Linked DNA regions of Homo sapiens: region 1 is linked to region 2. A link is a loop called in an ENCODE intact Hi-C map of the cell type or tissue named here. Cell type or tissue: breast epithelium. All regions are shown on one strand. Each heading gives the region's core, and the rest is flanking DNA. Links, peaks and the distances in the headings are about the cores only. Region 1 has its middle 43 kb from the start of TRP-TGG2-1. Region 2 has its middle 41 kb from the start of THAP12.

Region 1 (8,327 bases), core at 283-8,282, 61 kb after region 2:
ATCAACTCAGGGCAAAGACGCCATCAGCTTCACAAGGGTGGGATTGGCTCCCTGGAGCAGTGTCTGAGTGCCAGGCAGCCAGGCAGGGGTTCCCACACGCTTCCACTCCCTCTCCATCCCTCCCTCCCCTTCCCCCTTCTCCTCCCCTCCCACCTGAGACTAACAATTCATTGGCTTGAGAAGCGCTGGCAACTCTGCAGAGCCTGTGGCTTCCATGGTAGGCCACGTGGTATGGTAAGTTCATTCTCACCTCTCACCTTCCTTTTGGGGGCAGCAGCCCTGAAAGAAAAAGTGTGAGGGCTTTGGGGTCAAGTCCGCTCTGCGGCTTCCTGCATTATGCCCTTGGGGACCCCACTTCACCTCTCCTGCCTCCTTTGACAGCTGCTGTGAGGATTTCATGAGCCACCTGCAGTTATAGGAAAACCCCAGGCCCTGGACACATATCCTCATATCCTCCCCCAGGCCCTTCTCTCCAGCCCCTCTGCGTCCAGGGTAGTCAGCAGAGTCAGCAGCAGGGGCCAGGCTGAGGTCAGGGCTGTGCTGAGGCAGAGGAGGGTCTGTCCTGCCCGGGCACAGGAGTCCAGCCTCTGCCTTCAGAGTGGGTGACCCCCTGGGGGTATCTGCCAGGGTCCTGCTTAGTGTCCCTAGCAGGGGACAGTGGGGTCTCTGACACAGATAATGCTGCTCATCCCTGGCCCAGAGCCCGTTTTAGGGTAGAGCTGACCAGCTGCTCCCTGGGAATTATGCTACACTGGGTGCTGAACACGCACGCTTACAGCCCCTGCCTCCATCTCACAGTCTACGACACTGTCTGAGGCCGTCTCCTGCTGCTGTCACGGACACCATAGACTGGGTCATATATAAAGAACAGCAATTTCTTTCTCACAGTTCATGAAAGCCCTTCCACACCCCAAGGCTGCACCAGGCCCCACATTCTGAGGCCACTGAACACCAGACACCTCCCTGCACCTGCCCCGGGATGGGCGACCCTGGAGCCCAGCCAGGCTCCTATCCACACGGTGGGTGCCCCTTTTCTGGGCCATCCTGATGCTTCTGTCAAGGCTCTGGAGTCCTCCCCGACCCCAGCACACTCCCCAGGCCTGCCGCCCCGGTCCCTCTGCCTTCTTCCTCGGCCCTGTGCCGTGCCTCCCACACTGTGGGCAGAGCTTCTTCCTCAAGCACCTGCGTCCTGTGCAGCAGCCTCCCCAGCACAGGCCTCACAGGCATTTACCGCCCTCACTGTCCCCCACATGCCCCATCCAGCCTCCACTCCCATCGCTGTGTCCCCATCGCGTCTTGGTCTTTGAGCCATACCATGGGCCACCCTTGTGCCCAAATGGGCCGGGTCTCCTCAGGCGTTCAGTGTGTTTTTCTCTCTGCCTGGAACTTTCCTCCCAAAAGCGAACATTTCCTAGGTGCCTAGATTCACCCTGAGGAGCCCTGTTTGTTTGCGGGTGATGTCTGCATCCCCCTGGAATGAGTGAGGCAGATTCGGAGGTGGGGAGCCCGGGGGAGGAAGTGGGTAGTCCAGATGAGGGATGGGAGAAGCAGGCTGCAGGGAGATGGGGAGGTGGGGAGTGCCTGAGACAGAGTCCCAACCCTTCCCTGGGCCTGTGTCAGCCACAGGGCCCTGCAGATGGTACCCCCCAGCCCCTATCAGGATCATAGGGAGTCAGAAAGAAGTCCCCTAATGTAGATGGGAATCCCAGCATCCAGAGAGGGCCAGGGACCTCCAGAGTCACAAGGAGGCAGGGACAGGGCCTTCCCAGTCCAGCCCGGTGAAACCTCCTCTGGTGCACTGGTGCCCCTACCCCCACCCCAGGGCCCCACCTAGGGGAGGTGTGGGCATAAGTAGCTGAGACCAGCCCCCCTGCCCAGCCTTGCCCAGAAACATCCCACAGAGTCCCATGGCAGGCGGGCTCAAGGGCACCTGGCTTCCCCAGCACCCTCGCCCACCATGGCCCCTGCACTTTCCCGTCTGTGATTTCTGGCAGCAGGAAGGAGCTGGCCGGGTTAGTATTATTTTCCTGGTTTGCCTGACTGCTATGATGGTTCCTAAAATCACACAGTGGGGCTGCTACCATCCTGTTTGGGAGCCGGGGGGCTCCTTATCTGAGCAGACCACAGCTCCGCTCCCGCCTGGAGCCCAGCCAGGACAGCCACACAGGTGCCCTGAGGTCATGTAGCAAGAGCAGTGGTAGAAAGCTTAGGCAGGGGACCACCGAGGACACTCGCACACATTGTCTCGCTGGACACTTCAGCCAGTGGGTCAACTGGGCAGAAACGGAGGTTCTGAAAGGGTAAGGGGCTTGCCCAAGACCACTCCACAGGTCCCAAGTTTCCAGGCCCTTGTGCTGTTTCTTCAACCCCCACCCCAGACAGTGAGCAGGGAGGTTCCAATGCCTTGGCCCCATCGGGGGAGACCTGGCTGTTCCTGCTCCCTGCCTCCCCTTCTTCCACGACGTGGCCAGAACCTGGCTGGGAGCAGGAGGCCGGGGTCCTCGGCAGCCCCTGGCATGGCAAGCTGGGTGAGTTCCCCTCTGAGCTCTGGACTCGTGGCTGCTCTGAGGACCCCTGCCCAACAATGGCCGAATTCTCACTCCCCCCACCCAGGCCCTCATCTCTCCACAGGGCATGAGGCCACCAAGTCTCTCCCTACTGGGAATGGGAGACCTAAGGTAGTGGTCAGAGTCTCTCTCTGCCCACAGGACCAGTGGGCACCCCAGGAGTCTGTTCTAAGGAACCCCACTGTTCCCTGTTCTAAGGACAACAGAAGGCAGCAGGTGGTTCTGGGCCAGCCGAGTGGCCTAGGTGGCAAGCTGCAGGAAGGAATGGCCGCAGGACTAGCAGGGCCCTGCAGCCTGGCTGGTGGTCCCCGAAGTCGTCTGTCGAATGTTGGCTTCGCAACTCAGGCAGTCTCCTCAGCTCCCCAGCCTTAGTGTCCTTGCCTGGAAAGGGAGGAAGTGGTAGCACTTATTCCATGCAGTTTCGTGAGGATCCCGTGTTAGGGCCTATGAAGCACTTAGCAACTGTCGGACACCTAGCAGATGCTTGACAAGATGCAGCTGAGTATTATTCGGAATATTTTTTAACAAGTGGTGGGCAGGGCCAGCTTCACTAGGAGCAGCCCTGGAGCTGAGGGCTGGACCTGATTTAGAGGCAGGCGAGTCCCTCTCCACCGAGCGCCCACCCACAGTGTCAGCCCATCATCAACTCCGCCCTGAACATCTCAAGGGGGTGTTACTGCTATCTCCACCTGCAGGAGTGCCCTGTGAGGCTGCACACATTCGAGGGTAGATCTGGGTCTCTATGGGGTCCTGATGCTCATATGCCACACTCCACCTGGCCACTCATGTTTAACCCTGCCCTCTCCTTGCGAGGGGGTGTCTCTGAATATGTGGGCTACCCCAGGAGCTGCTGGTGCCCTGCCCTCACTCTGCTGTGGGGACCTGACCTGTCTTCTCGTGCCCAGCTCTTTCTGGCTCAGCGCAACTGCAGAGCTGTCACCTCAGCCTTTGATGACATCTTTACTTCTTGCGCCCTGTTGTTCAAGCATCCGATCTGGCCCCTGTCTTCTCCCTCAGCCTTTGAACTTGACCAGGGTTGGGGCTGGGTCACCCACCGTCTGGGCCTCCCCACAGGTGTGAAGCTTCAGGCAATTCCTTCCCCAGCCACTGCCCCCTGTTTCACCCCCTCACATGCAGACACCTGCTGAGTGGTATTCAATGACAATACGTTCCCTCGGTCAGCAAATATTTGCCGCCTGTGGTTCAGCCCACCTGCAGGCCACCCAGGATAGGAGCAGAGGGGAGAGTGGCCATGAGCCAACAGCGGCAGGCTGCAAAGGACACCATTATCATCTCTGGCTGCATCACCAGAAATGTGGGGGCCAGGACCCTACATTTCTCCAAAGCTGGACATGGAAGGAATGTTCTACTTTGGAGAACGGCCTGCTCTGGGCTCCATGGACAAACTGGACCTTGTCCAGAGGAGGCAAAGTTAGACAGATCCTCCAATGCTTCCTGACGTCTGGTTGTTGAGACTATTACATATGGAAGATAGAATTTGAGATGATTTTAGGTGATTCATGAAAAACTTACAACATCATATAGAATAGTGTCATAAACCCCGTGTCTGAATCATCTGACTTCAACAATCATGGTAAAACATCCAGTTGCCTCCACCTCCAGCGTGAAGTCTTCACTCATCTCAACATTTTGGTCACAGCATTGACTTCTCCTGGGACCCTTGAGCTGGTTGAAAGCAGGAGTGACGCTGGTCTATGTGGGTCCTCAGCCCACGACAGGGCCTAGTCCACTTTAGGTGGCATCAAGGTAGTTGGATTGAATCAACAAAAGAAGGTGGGAAGGACCCAGCGGCCCAGCATCTTCTGAGCACCCGCTCTGGTTAGGGAGCTCTCCCACCTGTCACCCCCTTGTGAAGGAGGGACTATAAGCCCCATTTTACAGTTGAGGAATTGGAGACAGAGAGAGGTTGAGTGTCTCACCCAAGTTACACAGCATTATGTGGAAGAGGCGGGTTGGGAATCTACCTCTGTCTGGTCCTAAATGGCTCTGTAATTTTTGTCAATCCACACCAGAAAGATTTTGCCATTTTTTTAACAAAAGGAAGTTGATTTGGGGAGCAGTTTGGGGTGCCCCAATCCTGTTCCTGTCCCTATTGCCTGAAGGGCCTGGCCTTAGTCAGCTGGGCGAGTGAGATGGGGGACATGGTCTTCCACACCCCCAAAAGGGCATCCCCTCCTCTGCCACCACTCCCAGTGTCCTTAGAGTGGAGAGGACACACTGTCCTCAGCCCTAGACCTGCTGGTCACTTGCCTAATCCCGCTGCCTCTCCATCCTCCATCAGTGCTCAAGGGGGCACAGGGCATCGGGTGGCTAACCTCTCAGGGACTTGGAGACCTAGTAGGCTGACCCACCCACTCTTCAGACAGAAAGACTGAGGCCTGGAGAGGGGAAGAGGCTTTTGAAGCAATTCTAGGGTAGTCTTTCTCATGCATACGCTGTGCCTTTGTTGAAAGGGATCCTACGTTTGTGTCCCGGCCCTTGCCTGACTTGCTGGTTATGAGGGTCAGTATTATCATAACAACCCTATAAGGTAAACATTGGTATTAGTGTAATCACACAGATGGGGCAGCTGGGACAGAGAGGTGAAGGTGACCTTGCCCACAGTCACACACAGGTGTCTGGGATTTGAACCCAGAAGCGTGGCTCCAGAGTGCCCATGCTTAGGTAATTGCTGGGCTTCCAAGGGGGCTGGGTAATGCTGCCCTTGGCCTGAGGTCCCCCGGTCTCTTGCAGTGCACCCCTCACCTAGTGCATCACCCACTCACTTGCCCTGCAAAGGAGGCTTGGATGGGCTATTTGCCCCCGCACTCCAGCAGGAAGCAGGGAAACAAGAGGGCCCTGGCGGAGCTGCCGTCTCCCCTGGCTCTGCTGAGAGCACCCCAACCTACCCAGGGCCAGGTGGGCCTCCCCAGTTCATCCTGCTCGCAAAGCCAACAGACCGTGGCGTCTGCAGACCGTGACCTCCTCCCGGCAGACAGCAGCTCTGGCAGCTCCATCGTCATTGCCAACTCCAATGCCTCAATGCACATGGCGGGGCCCAGCCACAGAGCCCAGCCCCTGCCTCCCTGAGCCCACCCATGCGAGCCAGAGAGGGGCTGCGGGTGGTGAAGGAGGCCTGGGATGGAGGGGCAGGCTGACAGGCAGGGTCAGCAGGGCTGTGGTGTGGCTGTGTGACCTTGGACAAGTGACTTGAGCTCTCTGAGCCTGCCTCGCTTCACCCATTCTTTTGTAGTGGCTCTTTCAGGGAGCCACAGTGTGGAAACAGGATTTGTAAGGGGCAAACCACTGTGCGGATGGGAGGGGCTCCTGCTATGCTCCTGTTCTCTCCCATGACCCATTTGTCCTGCCCTTTCCAAGTGACCCCTGTGGTCACGTCACATTGACGTGCGCTTCAAGGACCATTGCCCTGGCTCGAGGGCCAGCTCTGCATACACTCACGCCAGACCGTCCCAGGCAGGCGGGGGCCGCGGGGTCTCCCATCTAGCCCCTGCCTATGCAGAAGAGGCAAGAAGGCCTGGACAGGAAGCCGCCTGGGTGTGGGAGCAGCGAGCACAGGAGAGGGTGTGGGCTGCAGTGGAGGCAGCCAGGCCTCCTGTGGAGCTGTGAGGAAGGCACAGCTTTGGAGTCAAAGAGCCCTTCATTCAGGTTTTGGCCTGAAGACCTGGGGTGCACGGGGCCGTGCTGCCGTGCTGGTTGACCCTGCACCACTCTGGGGGCCACCTGGCCCGAGACTGTCAACAGGAATTTGTGTATTTTTTAAGACAACGTTGTGCTTGCAGGAAGGGGTGGCTTTGGTGGATGTGCGAAGGTGCCAGCTCCCCTTCTGTCATTTATCTCTTCCCGCCTCTCCTGCACTTGCTCAGGGACTGCTCTAGGGAAAGGACTGGGTCTGATGGTCTCTACCCGGAACCCAGGACAGGGCCTGCCAGGCATTTGCTGAGTGCTTGAGTGACCCCTTGTGTGTGCCCAGCACCTGAGGACCCTGTTCAGGGCCTGCACCCGAAGGAGCCCCTCAAGCCCCGGACAGATGCAGGGACATGAAATGCCCAGGTGGGCCAAGAAGGACATCCCCACAGGTCCAAGCCCACAGTGTGTGATGTCCCCCCTGCCTACCCAGAGACCCCCTGCCAGGGCTGTCTGCAGGCCTTCAGGGTATACCTGGCACACAGGACCAACTGGGGGGTTGGGGACTGCAGTCAAGCCGGGGTCTGACCTTTGTTCAGACTCACACATCTCCCCAGAGCCTCCCAGGCCTCCCAGTCACTCCCTTGGGTCTTGGGTTCAGGAAATTGGAAGAGATTTCAGGTATAGAAAGGGTCACTGTGATGCTGACATGTGACATGACAATGTGGTGAAAGGTAGCACCCGTGGGCTCTGAAGTCAGACAGAGCCAGTCCGAAGTTCAGCTTTGCCACTTGCCAGCTGTGTGATCTTGAAAAAGTTCCTCTCCGAGCCTCAGTTTCACAGCATTAAGAAAGAAAACTGCTCCCAATCCTTGCTGGGCTGTAATTACTTCCCTGTCACATTCACTTAGCAATTTCTGCCTCACTTGAGCTTCTCATCAGGCCTGCATTTTACCCCTGGGAAACTGAGGCTTGATGAGGCGGTAGTCCCGGCTTTGCCATGTGACCTTAGGCAAGGCACCTCCCTTCTCTAGGCCAATGAAGAGGTCAGAGGAGACGTTCCCCTGGGTCTCATCTGCCCTCTGGAGTCTGTGTTTAGGTTTTGTGGTCTGGCCTCTGGGATCTTGACTGTTCCCACTCAGTTGGGGGGTGTAAGCCTGGGCCTGTGTGTGGGTTGCGTGTGTTGGGGAGGAGGGAGGCAGTTGTTTTTGGTCATCAGCTGGCCAGGCCAGCCCCTGGGGGTGCATCCTCGGAGCCCTATCTCTACATGAACTTTCTCTCATCCCCAAATTGCACACAAGGCACTTTTTGGGATCGATTTACCTCCCCTGTGGCCCCCCTGGCCCATTTTACATTTGTCAGGAAGAAATCGGAGGAGCCATAGCTGCCCTCCCTCACCTCACCCACCCCGGGGACATTCCAGGATTAGACAGGAGTGGAGGTGACAGCACAGAGAAGAATAAATCTTGAAAGACAAGGTTCCACATTTTCTCCATTTAGTACAAAGCAATGCATTCCAAAACCCAGTTCAGCCAAGGGGAGCGTGGAGGCTGGAGGCAGGAGAGGAGGGCAGAAGTCTAGATTTTGATAAACAGAACCTGCTCCCCGTGAGTAGGGATGCTCAGCCTGGGCCCACCAACAAGGCAACTGTGTCCTGGATTCATTGCCCGCTGACTGGCCAGAGTCTGACATTCTGGCCGCCCTCCACTGGCTATTCTAGCCACCATCCATCAGGTCATGCAAGGCATGAGGCCAGGAGGGAGCAGGGAGGCCTGGGGCTTTGCAAGGTGTGAGCCTCTGTGGCTGGAGGGTTTCAGCAGAGATAAGAGGACCACTGGGCGAGGAAGTTATATGAGGACCCCAGCCCGGCTCCAAGTCAGACAGGCGAGGGTTTGCCTGTTGGCTCCCTCTTCCACTAACTGGTTGCCTTTAGCAGTTGTCTGTTACCTGAGCCTCTGTTTTCTCATCCGTAACCTAAGGATGATTACACCTTCTCCCAAGATTGTTAGGGGGACCAAAAGTGGCAGTGTCTGTTCCATTCCCAGCCGGAGGCATAACAGTGGGAACAAAAGGAGTATCGTGGTAGTGGGATTTGCTGTGTCGCTGTCTCACTATG
Region 2 (8,327 bases), core at 305-8,304:
GAGAGCAAATGGCTTGTCCAAAACCACTCAGTGGTAGAGTGGGATTCAGACCCTAACCAACTTGATTCTGGTAGACTAGGCTGCTCCTCAAAGAGGAAATACCCACCTTTTTACAAATGAGTATGGAAAGACTAGGGGGAAAGTACACCAAAATACCAGTTTGTCTCCAGGCGGTGGGACTATGAGGAATTATAACTTCCCGTCTTTGACATTACAATTTTTCAAATTTTCTATTATATATATAGCCATCTTGAAAAAGATTAAATAGCATTCTGAAATAGAAAATTCAAGATTACTTCATGAAAACATTTTTCTTCCAGAATATTTGTTACTACTTTTCCAGTTCCATTTAACACACGTCATGCCAGGTATTATGCTAGGTGTTTTGGCTGCAAAGATGAGACGTTGACCCTGTTGGCAAACTTAGACTGCTAATTCTTCAGGGCCCAGCTCAAGTGTCCTATAACCAGTGTACCCTTATGTCTGGCCCTCAGTTCTCACCCCCTCTCCTGTTACCTGCCTAGTCCAAACCATCATCATCTCTCACTTTATCGTTCCCTACAAGGTTATTTTCCACCCAACAGGCAGAGTGATCGCGTGGACCTCCTTTTCTCAGACCCCCACACTTAGACCAGAATCCAAGCTCCTGACCATGACTCTTAAGGCTCTATGTGAGCTGGTCTATGCCAACTTCTGGACCTCCTTCATTCTGCCCAGCTATTAATGGTGGTCTTTTGGTTTCATCTACTCGCCAAGCTCATTGAGAGAAGCTTGTTCAAGGCCTTTACACTTGATGTGCCTTGAAAGCTGTTGACCCAGTTAGCTTCTAGCTCATTTTTTATACCATTCAGGTCTTTGCTGAAATATTCTCCACGGAGAAGTTTTCTCAGACTACCCTTTCAAAACTAGCCTACCTTTCCTGGAAATAATGGGTCTTCCCACACTAGTATATAAGTTCTACAAAGGCTGGGACTTTGTCCTATTTACTGGTTGTATTCCAAATGTGTAAAACAGGACCTGGCATGTAATAGTTGCTCCATACTTGTTGAACAAATGGTGGGTTCTAGGGCCAATGGGAAATTCAGAGTGGCTAGAGGATTGGAGGGGAGGAAAGCAACCAAAGTGAGGATAGAAAGGGATTTAGGGGCCAATCCATGAAAACCTAGGAAGCCCTGCTTAGGAGTTGGCCCTACTCATGTGACCTGGTCATAGAAACAGTGCCCTTCGCAGGTGAGATGCATATGGCAGAGTACAGCCTGTAGTTTCTGGGCGTGTTTAGAAAGTGAGAGAAGAGACCAGGTGCAGTGGCTCACGCCTGTGATCCCAGCACTTTGGGAGGCTGAGGCAGGCAGATCACCTGAGGTCAGGAGTTTGAGACCAACCTGGCCAACATGGTAAAACCTCGTCTCTACTAGAAATACAAAAATTAGCCGGGCATGGTAGGTAGGCACCTGTAATCCCAGCTACTCAGGAGGCTGAGGCAGGAGAATCGCTTGAATCCGGGAGGCAATGGTTGGAGTGAGCCGAGATCATGCCACTGCATTCCAGCCTGGGCAACAAGAGCGAAACTGTCAAAAAAAAAAAAAAAGACAATCAAAAAGCAAACCTCACATTGGCCACTGTTAATCATAATTAATAACGTCTGTGATATGTATAGTCTTTCTTCCAATGTGTTCCAAGTCTCGAGACGTGATCCCTTTGGCCCCCAGGCCCCTGCCACAATAACAACCTTGGCATGCGACTCACCACCCTCTGCTGCCATATAATACCCTCCTATTTATCACCCGTCTTACCCCTTCCTTTCCAAGTGAAATAATTTATGCCTTATTTTTTCTTCTCTTCCTTCCCTGCTCAAACCACAACCCATGTAATTTTCATTGCCCTCTTTAGAACCTGCTTGTGTCTCAGCTCCTGCCTTTTTATACAGAAGGGGAGCCAACCTGAAACAGTATGGATGAAGAGATGCGCATTTTTAAATCACCCTCCATACATAGTGGCATCTTCTTCTGGACTGCATTCTTTTCCAGCGTACAGTCTCCTTGAAAGACAGATGACTAAATCCTTGTGCCTTAAAATTATTAGCAGTCTTAGTGCTCATTTGAGGTTAAATTCCCTACCCATAGCATGAGATTTATCCATGTGCTTAAATAATAGAATTAAAGGATTGATTCTGCTGTGCTTCATATAATGACGCTTACACTTAGGAAGGAATATAATATTTATTGTGTGCCTCCTGTATGCCAGGCACTGTGGACCCACAATTTGATGAGGCTGATATATTATTCCCATGGGAGAACTGAATTTCAGGATCATTTGCCTGAGGTCCGTGTCTGCCCAAAGCCAGAGGCAGTGCTCTTCGCACTGCACCACACAGCCAGCCTCAATCCCACAGCACTCGAAGGTGCACCAAGAGTTTGTACAGATGTCTTGTCATTTCAGTCCTCGTAACAGCCTATAAGATGGCAGTGTCATCCCCAGGTGGCTTGCCAAAATGCAGCACTGCTGGGATGGACTTTATGTCTCTTTTCCTCCAGCTCTTTCTTCCTTGTTTGTTTTTTGTTTTTGAGACAGAGTCTCACTCTGTCACCCAGACTGGAGTGCAGTGATGTGATCACGGCTCACTGCAGCTTCTGCCTTCTGGGCTCAAACGATCCTCTCACCCAGCCTCTCTAGTTGCTGGGACAAAAGATGTAAACCATCACTCCCTGCTAATTTTTGTATTTTTTGTAGAGAGAAGGTTTTGCCATGTTGCCCAGGCTGGTCTTGAACTCCTGAACTCAAAGGATCCACCTGCCTCAGCCTCCTTAAGTGCTGGGATTACAGGCATGAGACACTGCGCCTGGCCAGCTCTGTGGCTTTCTGATTTGGAGTCTGGTGCATAGGGTCCTGGTGCATGTCACTGTGGTGGGTGGAGGGATTTGAATCTGGCTCTTGAAGAGAGCATTGGTGGGAGATGCTGGAGGAGCCACAGCCCGTGTGACATCAATAAGAGCAGAGACATGGGCCTAGAAGAGGCTGTTGTCCCTTTCCTGCTGAAGGAAGTGGAGAGAAGTGTGGCCGGGACCTGGAAGCATCAGAGTGAGAAAAGGGTCAGGGTTGGACAAAACAGCAGCAAGGAACCAGAGAAAGCAACAAGGAGGGTATCGGGACACCCCATCTAAATGCTGTCACTTTGAAGTGGTGGGGCCTTGGGTAAACCACTTCACCTCTCTGAGCTCATGTATTACAGTTTTTATTGTGGAGTCTATGGGCAAACCTCATCACATCCTGGAATGCCACTTTCTCCAAGGAAAGGTCTGGCTAACCCGACTGCTCACCAGCTGATTGTGGTTAACTATCCCACGACAAGCATGAAATATTGGTGTGAAGAACCCAGAGACTCACTTATTTTCCCCACCCTTCCACTGACCTTGAGAGAGATGTTGGGCAGATTGCCACCCCTCTCTGGGCCTGTCTCCTCATCTGTAAAGCAAGGATGCTAACATATCTCATGATGAAGGAGAAAGCATTTAATCAGCTATATACAATATTGTTACTAAAATGCTCTGACAGAAAAAAGGCTTCTAGACGAAATTAGAACAGGGTGAGATATGTGCCAAGGGACCTAGAAAGGCTTCTTGGAGGAGTGTGGTGTGAACTAGGTCACAAAGACTGGATAGGTCAGCAGGTAAGGATGCAGAACTGGTGTGGATGGCCAGGGCAGAGGCCCGGTGTCCTATCAGAACAGGAGGGCTACTGCTGTGTCTCTTTCCTTCCATCTGACTCCATCAGCATCCTCCACTCTCACAGCTCAAGCCCGTGAGTCTCAATTCTAAGAGGCTATTGGTGGAGACACATTTTCAATTACATAATAGCTTTTAGGGGAATAAAACATATTTCAGCTATAAACATACACTAGTTTTATGTTGCATCTCAATTTCAAAACCATTAAACTGTGGGGATAAAATGTATCTTAGAATTGAAAAAATACAGTTATCTCACATCAGAATGAATACTACCAAAAAAAGTCATGTGGACTTTGGAACCAATGTTCAAGTTTCTGTTCTGTCACATACTAGCTTTGTTATTCTGGGCAAGTCACTTGATTTATTTAGGCATCAGTGCATTTTTAAATGGTCTATAAATTGGGCATAGGAGGCGAGCAGTTAAGGTTGTTTGAGTCTGAATATTGGTTCATTTTGGGAAGAGGTCTCCAGGAACATATTTTGTCAAATTATGGGTTGCCATTGAATAACTATATGTTGTCATTTTTAGAATAGCATAACACAGACCAACGGTTCTCAACTGGGGGTGATTTTGCCCCACCCCCACCCCCTAGTGACATTCGGCAATATCTGGAGGCATTTTTGATTGTCACAACCGTGGTGCAAGGAAGTGGTACTGGCTTCTAGTGAGTAGAGGCCAGGGATGCTGCCGAGCATCCCACAGCCCCACAACAAGGATCATCTGGCCCAAAATCCCCATAAAGGTTAGGAAACCCTGACATTGAGATGAAGAACATAGATTGTGGAGCCTAACTGCCTTGATTTGAACCCTAGTTCTGCCATCTCTAGCTGTGTATCCTTGGGTCAGTTGCTTCACTTCTGTCCTTCAGCATCTTCATCTGGGGAAGGAATAATAACTGTCTTCCACATACAGTGGCTGTGTGGATTACTAGGACCTACTGCAGGTGGAGCATTTCAAGCAGAGGCTGGCATCCAGGAGGCACTCAGTGTCAACTCTTATTTCAAGTACTCAGTGAGCACTAGACTTGGTGAAACTACCTGGTGATCAGAACCAAGACTTCAGATAAGATACTTATCTCCATGAGCCAAAGTTTCTCCAGCTGTAAAAAAAACAAAAACAAAACAACAAAAAAACACGTTTCGGGGATCAAATGAAATCAAGAATATGATAGCACTAGGGAAACAGTGGAAAATCTTACAGATACACTTGTATCATTATTATTGCCTCAAACTCTATCCAGTAAGAGAATGTTCTGGGGTGAAGCAATAAACTCTCCCGGGCCAGGCTGTAACTCAGCAGAAGGGACAGCCAGAGAGAGGAAGTGCTCAGAGCAGCACGTTGCAGGCCCAGTCCTTAAGTGCATCCTCAGCTGTGAGTCCAGGAAGTCGCCTTTATTGCTCTGTTATGTGCAAACTGCGCCCCAGCTTCACATACCACTTTCCCCAAAGGAGCGCTTGGCAAACCAGCATACACGCCTGCTCTGCAGACTCTAAACTCTGGGAAAAACAACAGCATAGATGGAAAGAGAGTGCTCTATAAGCCTTTGGCCAGGGATCTCTTCCTGCTCCACCTCTGTCTTCTCTGGCCCCAGTTTTCTGAGCTCTTGGATGAAGGAACTAGATTGCTGGCCTGAACTCCAAGGCCTACTGGAGCCCTCGTTCTAACCACACAGAACTGAGTGAGGATTTTTATTATCTTTAATAGGGAACAATTATATAGCAGGGACTGTGTCTATCAGTTTACATAAATAAAGTTGTGTTGGCGGGGTGTGGTGGCTCATGCCTGTAATCCCAGCACTTTGGGAGGCTGAGGTGGGAGGATTGTTTGAGGCCAGGAGTTCGAGACCAGCCTGGCCAACAAAGCGAGACCTTGTCACTAAAAAAAATTTTTTTAAGTTATGTCTCAGAAGCACCTCGTGAAACATTGGGTATTATGGCCATATTGTTGATACCACTGAGGCTCAGAGACGCTGAGCAACTTGCCCAGAATGCATAGAGCAAGATCCATATCACTCACCCAACACACTGCAGTACCCCAAGCCAGAACATGCAAAGATTTTGGCAAACACTAGGCACTTAATACTGTTAATTGAGTTTAATGAATGAATACAAGGGGAAATCACAAAGTAGTTTGTTCCTCATTGAGCTCTGTCCACTCCGTCTCTCACCACATCATCTCCTCTCCTTGTCTCAGCTCCCAGTGCCCACTCACTCTTGGAAGAGCTCTGCACCCTCTCAGCAGCAAGTAAAACTGTTTTTTGGGGGGTGGGGGCTGGAGTCTCGCTTTGTCGCCAGGCTGGAGTGCAGTGGCACGATCTCGGCTCACTGCAACCTCTGCCTCCCGGGTTCAAGCGATTCTCCTGCCTTAGCCTCCTGAGTAGCTAGGACTACAGACACCCGCCACCATGCCCAGCTAATTTTTGTACTTTTAGTAGAGACGGGGTTTTGCCATGTTGGCCAGGCTGGTTTTGAACTCCTGACCTCAGGTGATCCGCCCGCCTTGGACTCCCAAAGTGCTAGGCTTACAGGCGTGAGCCACTGTTCCCAGCCAGTAAAACTGTCCTTAGGGACCTTCAGTGACAACTATAGAGAACCGTCCTTCTCACTATTCTATTTGGTGAGGCTGCTCTGTGCCAAGCCCTGAGTGGGCTTGAGGACACAGACCTGAGTCATCCCTGACACTTGATTTGAGGGAAGTTCATATCTGTGGGAGGTGGGTGGGAGTGAGTGGGAGACTGATGAGAAAACCGGCTAGTTACAAGATGGCACAATAAAAGCAATCCTTGAAGGGGAAAGGCTCAGGAAAGCCTTCCCTGGAGTGGGAGGAGGGGGGCAGGCAGAGGTGCAGTGAGGCTTCTTTTAAAATTTGCACACCTGTATTTGACATGGACTGGGCCACAGCTGCCCCCTCCCATCATCCCAACTTATCCTACATTCAGTGTCCTGACACCACATGATGGAAAACTGAAAAATAGTCTCTGTCTAGCAGCTCAGAATCAGGACTGGGGAAAAGGAGGAAAGTAACTGCTGCTAGGGACCTACTATAGGCCAGGCACTTTAATCTACTTTAACTTAAAACTAGCCTGTGAGATAGATAGACCCATTGTAGAGTTAGGAGGAAATGAGGTTCAAAGAGGGTAGACAATTTGCTGATGTGACGGTTCCAGAGGAAATTGCTTATAAGGATAAGTAGGTCAGGCCAGGTGCTGTGGCTCATGCCTGTAATCCCAGTACTTTGGGAGGTTGAGGTAGGCTGATCACTTGAGCCCAGCAGTTTGAGACCAGCCTGGGCAACATGGTGAGACCTTGTCTCCATTAATTTTTTTTTTTTTTAATTACCTAGGCATGGTGGTGCACTTGTGTGGTCCCAGCTACTAGGGAGGCTGAGGTGGGAGGATCACCTGAGCCCAGGAGGTCCAGGTTGTGGTGAGCCATGATTGTGCCACTGCTCTCCAGCCTGGGTGACAGTGAGACCCTGTCTCAAAAAATAAAAATAAATAAAAAATAAATGAGGATAAGCAGGTCAATAGGCCTCCCCATTTTGGGTCCTTTTGGAGGTCCACCCTCCTATGGCCCCTGAGAGGGGCAGTATAGGGGTGTCCAGTGAGCTGCAGAATCTGGGTGGGAAGTGAGTACAGCCCAGTTTCCACAGAGCCCTACCAGTTTCTCTGGTCAAACTAATTCAGGTGCCCTCTCCTCTGGAGTGCCCATGGGGATGGTCTAAAGGACAAGAACAGGCAATGCAGCAAGACACTCCTAGATCACTGTCCAGTGGTGGCAGAGACTTGGTGGCAGTGTTCTCATTCTCAGAAAAGAATGAGAGACCAAGGGGAAGGCTGAGGAGAGGGACCTTTCACCTGTTTCTGGGGGCTGCCCAAGAGCCACCAACAGGCTACTGTGGGAACCTCAGTCCAACCTGTAGAGCTCAAGATCCTGCCTAAACCACCCACAATGAGTAGAATTGTGGACAGGAATAGCAAACTACTGCATGCCACCACTCATTAACCCGGTCACAATCACTCCCAATGATCTAATTCTCCACTTCCCCATCCACCTATCACTTCCTCCTCCCTCCTTTCAGTCATTCCCCTATTGCACTCAGTAATTTATTTCTTTCAATGAGTGGGGACACCCGTCAGGCACCTCAAGCACTTTGTTAGGATCCAAGAAGCCTTCATCATGGTGCAAAAAGCATGAGATTCAACCCTTGACAGATGACATAGAACTTTGGCAGAGAGAAACGAGTTAAAACAAAAGCAGTCCCGATGGAAAGAATGGTGGGAGCTAAGGCAGAGAAGTATTAAAGTCTCGGAGAAATGTTGGTGATCATTTGTCATTTACTTTGTCATTTACTTTGACAGAGCAGTGTTTCCCAGGAATGTTTGACCATGGAGAATCTCAGATCAGTGGCCTGAGGAATGCACTTCAGGAAAAGCTGGGAGGTGTGTGTGTGTGTGTGTGTGTGTGTGTGTGTGTGTGTGTACAGGAAGGTGAGGGCATTTGTACTTGCTTCTGGAGGTGGTGATCCCCAACATCTAATACACAGAATACTAGTCCTCAGGGATGCTGTATTAGTCTATTCTTGCATTGCTGTAGAGAACT

What was found. Peaks named below come from ENCODE experiments on the same cell type or tissue, not always from the same donor. Only the 100,000 strongest peaks of a DNase experiment are listed, where the experiment ranks them.
Region 1: it touches region 2 in a loop (13-fold over the local background); 1 of 110 quality-filtered maps calls a loop at or near these places.

The regions. Positions count from the first base shown.
Region 1 is chr11:76,275,229-76,283,555 of GRCh38, reverse strand. No RefSeq gene overlaps it. Among named protein-coding and RNA genes, the nearest start is that of TRP-TGG2-1, 43 kb to the right of the region's middle. In breast epithelium, for the core only: no CTCF peak of the experiment used is centred there; no DNase peak of the experiment used is centred there; H3K27ac peaks cover 749 bases.
Region 2 is chr11:76,336,215-76,344,541 of GRCh38, reverse strand. No RefSeq gene overlaps it. Among named protein-coding and RNA genes, the nearest start is that of THAP12, 41 kb to the left of the region's middle. In breast epithelium, for the core only: no CTCF peak of the experiment used is centred there; a DNase peak (open chromatin) is centred at 5,084; H3K27ac peaks cover 2,488 bases.